Linked DNA regions of Homo sapiens: region 1 is linked to region 2. Evidence: chromatin loops called from intact Hi-C (ENCODE). Cell type or tissue: PC-3. All regions are shown on one strand. Region 1 overlaps RELCH (RAB11 binding and LisH domain, coiled-coil and HEAT repeat containing). Region 2 has its middle 74 kb from the start of TNFRSF11A.

The links. Peaks named below come from ENCODE experiments on the same cell type or tissue, not always from the same donor. Only the 100,000 strongest peaks of a DNase experiment are listed, where the experiment ranks them.
Region 1: it touches region 2 in a loop (4-fold over the local background); 2 of 110 quality-filtered maps call a loop at or near these places.

What each region holds. Positions count from the first base shown.
Region 1 is chr18:62,279,366-62,284,365 of GRCh38, forward strand. RELCH (RAB11 binding and LisH domain, coiled-coil and HEAT repeat containing) reads left to right here. Exons shown (of 29, transcript NM_001346231.2): 23 at 409-491; 24 at 1,281-1,344; 25 at 2,941-3,079. Among named protein-coding and RNA genes, the nearest start is that of TNFRSF11A, 43 kb to the right of the region's middle. In PC-3, no CTCF peak of the experiment used is centred here; DNase peaks (open chromatin) are centred at 2,506 and 3,016; H3K4me3 peaks cover 660 bases; H3K27ac peaks cover 1,700 bases.
Region 2 is chr18:62,397,220-62,402,219 of GRCh38, forward strand. No RefSeq gene overlaps it. Among named protein-coding and RNA genes, the nearest start is that of TNFRSF11A, 74 kb to the left of the region's middle. In PC-3, a CTCF peak has its summit at 2,997 (motif pointing left); a DNase peak (open chromatin) is centred at 2,912; H3K27ac peaks cover 1,732 bases.

The sequences.
Region 1 (5,000 bases), 120 kb before region 2:
AGCCCAGTTTGTACCCTGTTGGTCATGATAAAAGCATACCACCCTTACTTTGAGAATTTTAACCATAGAGCACAATATGTGTCAAACAAGCTAAAAAAGTATTCTTTTCAGTTGCATTTTGATGGACATTGAAATTGCTTAGACTCTTTGACCAAAAGTACAAACTGCTGTTAAACTGGTGACAAAATCTGTTTTCATGGACGCTAGGCTACTTAAGCTTTATTTTCCTCCTAAGCATTCTCTGCCTTTGTAAAGCACTCTAGCAGCAGTATTTGCTTAGCTTCTAATTTTGGTTTTGCTTTTGTGTTTTCTCTCTTTCTCTTGGTTGTTCCTTCCTTCTTCCCGTGGCGCACTGTGTTTGCTCTTTCCGTGCATCACCTGTGAATACCCCCTGTGCTGACCAATCAGCTGTTGGTGAAGGGGGTGAATGAAACTCTGGTAGCTCAGAGGGTTGTTCCTGCTCTCATTACTCTCTCCAGTGACCCTGAAATGTAAGTGTCATCCCTGCCTTTTATATTCGGCATCCCTTTCAAAATGTGCCTGTCAAGAAATAACCATCAGCTCTTAAATTTATTGAAGAATCTCTTTAAATTAATAATACTGGATTATGCTTATTTGATTTTAAACTTTATCACATTATTCTTTATATATCATGGTTCTTTTTAAATCAACCCTCACCATAAGTGTAATTTGGAGGCCACGTATTGAAAAAATATATTAGTAACATTAGTGCTCAATAAATACTTCCAGAACCTAAAATATGCTGATGGACTGTTTCTTTCAAGCCAAGAAGGGATGCTCTCCTAATCTCACTAACAGGTTGTTACCAGTAAGTGTAGTAGCATGAACCAATGGCCTAACATTTTAATGTCTCGTGTGGATGACTAAACCAAGAAAGGCCAATGAGTCTGCCTGCCCATCCTCAGTCACAGCTAACCCAGTTCTTATTCCAGTTTACCAAACCATTTTTTATTGCATGTTGACTGGTTTACAGCTGACTCTTCGAGGCATGAGTGAAGCGTTAGTTGACAAGCGGGTTGCTCCGGCCCTTGTTACCTTGTCCAGTGATCCTGAATTGTGAGTTTCACAGACTGCGACCTTAAGTTATCCTGTCTGTCTTTTTGAGCATTCTTCTTGGTCTGCTTTTTTTAAATTTATTTAATTTGTCATTGCTAGAGACTAATACAGTATATTTACCTTGTACTTACTTTAATATACATTTTAATAATACTCGTTGTTCATCTCAAATCTTCAGTTTCTTTCTGTTTTAATTCTAACAGCTCTGTCAGGATTGCCACAATTCCAGCCTTTGGCACTATTATGGAAACAGTAATTCAAAGAGAGGTAGGAATAATTGAAATTTATTTATGTCTGTGTAATATTGATGTGGTCATGATACATGTATCTGGTGGTAGGCTGCAGGGAGCATCTTACCTTTTATTTTGTGCCCTAGTTAGTTACAGGCCAGAGGAGGATCTCACTGTGAAAACATGGTAGCCTAACCAAGGTATATTTCCATATCCTAAGGAAATCTCTAGTCTTTCCTCTCAGTCAGAACATTAAGTATAGGCCAAGCTTTCAGGGATGTCCAAGGGAGAGAATATAGTCATGGGTTCTTAGTTTCTCTTTCTGATTGGGCCAGTAAAGCCCCTTCCTCTTCCCTCTTTTCTACTTATCACTAGAGACAGAAACTAAAAACCCCGGCTTCAGGCTGCTAAAAGCCTTAAACAAAACAAAACAGAACAACAACAAAATAAGGTGTATTGGACAAGCTTGCTAGATGTTCTATTGTAAGCTGAGCTGGATGTTGCAGTTTTGAATAATCCTTCAAATCAGGTCTAGTTCCAAAGCCTTCTATTACCCGGTAGGCTTCTGGCCAATCTACATAAATTCTTGATTGCCAGTGTTGCACAGATTTGAGGACTGTTTTCCCAGATAACATCATTAGGAACACAAATGTATCTCAGTTATAAATGAAGGCAAGAGGGCACTTGTATTCTGATAACTGTGTCATTGGTATGAAGCTGTAAAAGTGATTTAGTAGACTGGTATCCTCTTGTTGCAGAGTAGATCTCTGGGCAGACCCTCTGTCATGCCTGTTTCAGGAGACCACCAAGGTCTTCCTTCTTAAAGGTGTATTTTAATTCTGAAACTAATTTCAAGTTTTTTAGATTCTATTTGCAACACTAACTATAAGACACTTCTCAAAATTGATATCAGATTTTTATTTCTTTGTTATTATATTGGATATGTCCTTATACAAATGAAAAAACCCTGTAGATTAGCACATATATTATTTGTGGACATATTACCCAAAAGAAAAAAGTTTTAATAAAACTCCTTTGTCATATAGATTTTTCATGACAAAAACTAAAGTTTTGTTAGTTACAGAAAGAATATTTTCCATTTTTTCACTTATATATTTCACTGGTGAAGCCACAGAGGAAAAGCACATCATTCTGCAAAGCTTGCAGTCTTGGCAGAATTTCAACATGTTCTCAAAACCTAAAATAAAAATGTCTTTTAGGGAAATGTGAGTAAGATGTAAGTCATTAATGACTCATTGCTTTCAGAAGGTGAATAATTGGGTAACTTACAGTGTGATTTGTTTTAAGAATTATAATTTAGATACAAAATAATCATAAAGTTACCTACTTTTCCCTAAATACGGTGGGATTTTTTTTCTTTTGTTGTTATAATTTGTTCAGGAATATTTGTATTTTTTAATTAAGAATTTGTAAGCATAAGCAAAAGTAGGAAACCTTCTCTGAGCCAAAAGATTAAATAACTATTTATTTAATTCCAAATTTCTACTGTCATTGGACTATAGGTTGCTTTAATCCACTGCTTTAAGTCATGTTTAATGTGTGTCTTTCACTTTAACAACACTACTCAGTTTTCAATATTCTATGAAATGACTGTACAATATCCAATTTTAAGTTGCTGGAAAGAGTGAAAATGCAGTTGGCTTCTTTCCTGGAAGATCCTCAGTATCAAGACCAACATTCTTTGCATACAGAGATCATAAAAACATTTGGTAGAGTTGGCCCTAACGCAGAACCCAGGTTCCGAGATGAGTGTAAGTTGCATTTTTCTACCTTTTTCCTGAATTGTAATGTAAGATCAAAGCTAGACACTCCTCTGAGGCCTTGTCATGTATTAAAATTTTGGTGCATTTGTCATGTGTTAAAGCCTTGTGTACTGAAAGCCTTGTGTACTCTTGTGTACTGAAAGCTAAACATGAAACAAGTTAGTTATTGTGAATTAATCAGTATTGATATTAGTGGATGGTTTTGTATTATTTTGTTTTGAGACAGAGTCTCGCTCTGTCACCCAAGCTGGAGTGCAATGGCATGATCTCAGCTCACTGCAACCTCTGCCTCCTGGGTACAAGTGATTCTCCTGCCTCAGCCTCCCAAGTAGTTGGGATTACAGGTGCCCACCACCATGCCCGGCTAATTTTTGTATTTTTCGTAGAGACGGGGTTTTGCCATGTTGGCCAGGCTGGTCTCCAGCTCCTGATCTCAGGTGATCTGCCTGCCTCAGCCTCCCAAAGTGTTGGGATTACAGGCGTGAACCACCGCACCCGCCCTAGTGGATGGTCTTATACTGTATAAGTATACAGATGGTCTTATACTGTATACTGATTGCTGTAAGACATATGAAGAGTAACTCAAACTTAATTTCAAGTTATTTTAGAAATATTTCTTAATAACTGCTAATTGCTAAATACTGTGCTGCCTTAGAGTTTATTTTTTATTTTTAAGGAAATTTTTGTGTGTTTCTAGACATGTTCTTATGAAAAACAGACATTTCTTCCACTTAGCATGCCATTCAGCACGATACATAACTTTGTTTTAATTCATAGCTTGTTGATCTGCTACATGATCTTCCACAATTGTCTGCCTTTTTTCTCTAGATTTTACAGAGTCTCTTTTACTGTGGGCCTCAACATTTATGGCCACAATTTCTTTGGATAGCATCAAAGCATTAAGAACTTATGACTCCAAAAGCATATCAGTTATCATAGCTCTTTTATTTTTAGCAATTTGACATGCTCTAGAGAGGGCCACAAGTTGGGTCACTTAAATCAGTTTAGTTTCTAGTACATTATTTTATTCTCCGGCAGACTGTTACATATCCAGGCTGGCATATGACTCTTTAAGATAAGAGTCATCAACAAAAAATACTAAGTCAGGATTTGGACTGCAGTGTCCAAAAAATCGATTGAAGGCATGCACACTGATCAAACTATAGAAACACAGTCATGACATTTTTTTTCACTAGGTAAGTGTCTTTATAATTAGCCAACTAACAGAAGAAAGTTGATATTTTAGTTAGCACTAGGGATAGTTCCACATGTTGCAGTGTCAAATTTACAGGTGATTCTAGGTAGGAACTCTGAAGGTGCTTTGACTTTTCGAGGCTGTAGTTGCTCTGAGGCAAGGAGACCAACTCTTGGCTGCTGGATTAAAGGATAGGCTCAACAGGCAATGGGTCTTTGGTGTGTGCCATGTTGTCAAGTTAAATGGGTATTTGATATGTTGTCATGTTAAACGGGTCTTTGGTGTGTGCAGTGTTGTTGCATTAAATGGGTCCTTGCTGTGTGCCGTGTCATATAGTTAAAACTTTTCTAGAGCATGATTTGACCTTTCTATGTATATTCAAAAGAAAGACTCATGATAATCTGGGAAGAATCCATCTGGATTCTTATAGGATCTGCTCCAATTATTTTGTTGATTCTTCGGAATCTTTTTTCAGTAATTCTGGGACTATAGTTATTTTTCAAATTAAACATAGTGTCAATATCTTAATTTCTCTTTCTAGAATTTTCAAGAATATCTAAAAATAACCCTTCCATTTTATTTGACAGTTTTATTGTAGAATAGATACCTACCTATCAAATTTGTAGGAGTTGTTCAAGAGGAAAAAATGAATTTTCTTCTCATAATGGCCCCCAAATAACAATTAAAGGTTGTTTTGGGAACAGATTGAGGTGA
Region 2 (5,000 bases):
CAAAATACCGTAGGCTAGGTGGCTTATAAACAGTAGAAATGTATTTCTCACAATCCTGGAGGCTAAGTCCAAAATCAGGGTGCCAGCCTGGCCGAGTTGTGGTGAGGGCCCTCTTCTGGGTTGCAGACTGGCAAAGTCCTGCTGTACCCTCACATGGCAGAAGGGCAAGACAGCTCTCTGGGCCTCTTTTATGAGGACACTAATTCCATTCATGAGGGCTCCTCCCACCTCATGGCCCCACCTCCTAATACCATCTTCTTGGTGATTAGGTTTCAAAATATGAATTTGGGAAGACACGGACATTCAGACCACAGCATGTGTGTTTACAACACAGCAATGCATGGAAGAGCCAATGGCTCCGCATCCCCCCGGCATTTGGTGTTGGCCACAGACTGACTCTATAAGCAGTTTAAAATAGTTGCTAATGATAAGAAGTTTGTTTTATTTGTTTGTTTTCCTAAAAGCACAGCTTCTATAGGTTTTAGATCTATCCAAAGAAGTTAATAATGAGATAAAGTATGCTTCTGGGTAATTGCACTCTTACATGATGACTTTTTCCCTCTTATCATTTAATTAAGACTTTTACAATCAACATCCTTGATACCAAAGCAGTAGGTAGGATAGCAATTGGTTCTGTGTTCAAGAAGTGTTTTTAAACATTCAAATGAGCTTGCATTGTCATTAAAAGAAAGCTTTCCACTTCTTAGTGCTGTTTTGAAATGAATGTAAAGATTCCTGTGCTCTGGGAAAAAGCAAACCCATAATTAGAACAATGGCAGCCTTGGACTGTTCTCATTTCTCTTCCAGGAAATGGTTTTTTAAAAGTTATTGGTCTACATGATGCATATGGATTATCTTCTTTCAGAATGACGCACAGCCAATTTAGAATACTGAGTTGCCCCAAATTTCCCTATAACTCCCTTCACTGCCCAATCCAACCGATTTTGTTTTCTACTCAGTACAAACATGCTACAAACTAATTTTAAATCATTAGCATTGTCCAAATGGAACATAATTAGAGAATTAACACTGTTACAAAAATAATTACGTAAACCAATATAAAGACTAGTACTCATAGCTTCAGGTGTTCACTGTGTTTGGAGCGTCAGTTTTACAGTTCTTCATTCGCCTAGGAAATTGAAAATAAAATGTGTTCGTTCAGCAACAGTGTGACAGCGGAAGACACAGAGGAGGAGAGCCACTTGGGGTAGGACTCCTCTGCCCTCTTTGGCCTGTTGTCCAGCAGCGGTTCACAAGCCAAGTCAACACTATTTGTAAACTCAGCACTTTACAAACAAAACACAGAGACTTCTGTGCAGGCTTTTGCTAATTGTCCTTAGCAGCATTGTTGAATGTTTGAATTATCAGATAGACCGGGGCTGTGGGCTTAGTTTCCCTAGAATGGCTTCTAGATGTCTCTCTTGAGGTCCTCAGGCCTGAGGGCTGTGCAGGGAAGAATGAGAAGCTGTGATTTAGGTCCTTGATTGGAAACTACTGAAGCCCCATAGAAACAGAAAGGTAAAAGATGAAAACTTTGCAGGACGCAGTACTGTTCACTATAGCCTCCAGGATTCCAGCAAAATTATTTGTGTCCTCAATGATTGACCCCAAATAAAAGAGAACAGTAGGAGGAGAGAATGGGACTAACATTAGTTAAACTTAACTACTATGTGCTGATCATTGCACTAGAGTCTGTTTCATAAATTTTCAAATTTAATCCTATCAGCCATCTTATGAATGAGATATGATCTCCCACAGGTACTTATAGCTGGGGAACCTGGAGGTCAGAGAGGTTAAGTAACTTGCTCATGTTGCTATTGTAGTGGCCAAACTCAAAGTCCCTCCAGACCTGACTCCAAAGCTTGTTCTCTTCCCACTACCCCACAATAGCCTCCCCAAAGACCTGACAGCATTCCTTAAAAATCCTACCCTCACCAGCATTGCCAAGAAAATCCAAGATGCCCAGTTAAATTCTCAGATAAAGAGCTAGTACTTTCTTAGTATTTATATGTCTCAAATATTGCATAGGACCTACATATATACTAACAGTCATCCTTTGCTTATCCTAAATTCGAACTTAACTGGGCATCCTGTAGTTTTATTTGCTAAATCTAGCAGCCTAGCCCTCACTGACGCTTTCTGGCCACATGATGGTGATGTCAATGTTCTGAAGTTTGCTCTTCATTATTAAATCATTCAAAAAAGAGTTCTTCCCATTTTGAGGGATGGTGGAGTGATGAGGAAGTGTTCTAAGGGAGGGGTCCATTTGAGCATAACCATGTGTGAGAAAATAACAGGCACTTCCTTCTTTATGGATCACTGCACTGGAATAGGCTGGAAAGTGCTGGGCTGGCTGGGTAGATTTGCATGATGCCCAGGTGTCTAATGCAGAACTTTCCAAAGTGTGTTTTGTGGAGCCCCAGTTCATGAGCTACATATTTTGTGGACACGTAACTTTAGGAGAGGCTATGAATGGCACTCCCCTTGGAGAATATCCCCTGGGCATGCTCTGGTATTAGAGAAAGCCTAGAGAAGAGACTGTATTAATTCTCTAGACCTTAGACCTTATCAGTCTCCCTGGAGACAACAGGTGGAGCCCCCTTCCTGTGGGAGGACAAGAAACCCAGTGCTGACTTGGGTCCCATTCTCAGGCTGTTTCTGAGACTCTTCAAGCCATGTTTACAGGTTCTTTTTTATTCTGGGGCCCTTGGTACAGAGTTGAGTCAAAAGTGCTCAGTTGCCAGCACAGAGCCTCTGTGGTCTGTAAATCCTCAGCAGTGTCAATCCTATAAATCCCGGGCTGGGCTGCACTCCACCTTCCCTACTTCACCCTTGCCACCTTGTCACCTGCTTCTCCAGGCTGCTGTGCTCTTCCATGCTGATTCACACCCTGCTTCCTGTTTACCCTTCCCCAGCACAGAAAAGGCAAATAGCACTGGACAGCCCACAACTCTAGAGTCAGCAGCATCTCTGTCTGGCCGTGGGGTGCTGGTAAACATTTAGCCACCTGCTGGAGGGGCTGAGCCCTAGCGTTTGCAATTCCTGTGATTTCAAGCTCCCGGCTGTGATGTTATTGAATGGAGTTGGGAAGAGATGCACAATAGCACATGTTTATATTGTATTTTCCTCGGACTGGTGCAATAGACCTCAAGAGCACTGATGAGAGAAAATGTAGTAAAATAATTATCAAGCAATGAACTCTGAGTATTTATGACCTCTGTTTTTAATATAATTTATTTAATTGTAAACGTATATAATTTAGTTTTAATTTAATTTTTTTTTAGAGACAAGGTCTCACTCTGTCACCCAAGCTGGGGTGCAGTGATGCAATCATGGCTCACTGCAGCCTCCAACTCCTGGGCTCAAGGAATCCTCCTGCCTCAGCCTTTCGAGCAGGTGTGTGCCACCACCATCCCTGAGCCCAACGTCAATCATTCTTTTTGAATTTTTTGTAGAAACAGGGACTTTCTCTCCCACCCAGGCTGGTCTTGAACTCCTGGCCTCAAGCAATCCTCCTGCCTCGGCCTCCCAAAGTTCTGGAATTATAGGCGTGAGCTGCCACACCCAGCCTATAATTTAGTTTTAAATGATGGCCATGTTTATCAACCAGCTTGCAAAATTCCTGAAAATTTTACAATCGGCTCTTACAAGTCCATAGAGCTAGTTCCAGCACACTACTGTGAGTTTCAGGGTAGACCTCTCCTTAGCCTTCAGCTGGGCTCCAAATTGCAGGGCCTGTAACTTCCATCCATCACCCACTTCTCCCATCTCCACCACAAGCAATGGGAATGTACTTGAAACCATGTTTACCCTACTCGGAAACGACGCCCAACTCCTTCCCCTGAAAAACTCTGCAAGATGCAAACCTGCCACTTGTGAAGATCAGCCTTGAGATTATCACACAGGTCCCTTTATCTTGAGCCACCATCATTCAGAACAGAATAGTTGCTTCACTTTGCATAAACAAAAGGGCAATCATGTATTTTTCTCAAAGCAAAAGAATAGTCTGCTCCCAAAGGTGAATTCTAGTTTCTAGCTGAAAGTCAGCACAGTGGAGAACCACTGAAGCTTTGGAATTTGGGGTGACCTTTCCCCAGCTCCCAGGATTTCAAGGATTTCAGCATCCAGTCTTAGATAGGACTCCAAGTCCCTGTCCTCCATCCCTGCTGAAGAAAAGCTTTTCCCAGACATATAGCCTACCATGGGTGTTGTGTTGGTTTTTTTGTTTGTTTGTTTGTTTTTGTTTTATTGTTTTTTGGAGACAGAGTCTCCCTCCGTCGCCCAGATTGGAGTGCAGTGGCACGATCCCGGCTCACTGCAACCTCCTACCAGGTTCTAGCGATTCTCCTGCCTCAGCCTCCCGAGTAGCTGAGATTACAGGCACACGCCACCAAGCCCAGCTAATTTTTGTATTTTTAGCAGAGGCGGGGTTTCGCTATGTTGGCCAGGCTGGTCTCAAACTCCTGGCCTCAAGTGATCTGCCCACCTCGACTTCCCAAAGTGTTGGGAATACAGGTGTGAGCCACCGCACCGGGCCAAAGGTATTATGGTTAAATTGTGTCCCCTCCCCAAAAAATACGTTGAAGTCCTAACCCTGGCACCTGTGAACGTGACCTTATTTTGAAATAGAATGTTTGTAGGTATAATCAAGTTAAGATGAGGTCATACCGGATTAGTATGGGCCCTAAATTGAATGATGTCCTCACAAGGAGAGGAAGACACACAGAGGGAAGACAGCTGTGTGAAGACAGAGGCAGAAACAAGATTGATGTAGTCACATGTAGGACTTTGAGCCTCCTAAACTGTGAGAAACCCAGTTTTTTTTTTTAGCTTGTTACAGCAGCCCTAAAAAACTAATACATTTGGGTACCTAGCTCTGACTGCAAAGATCTATTACTCCCTCCCAGAACTTAAAAAGATTCAGACAAAAGAGGATACCACTAGGACAGTGGGGTTTCTGCTGTGGTCCCGCGTTTGTTCTGGAAGTCTCAGGTTTGCCC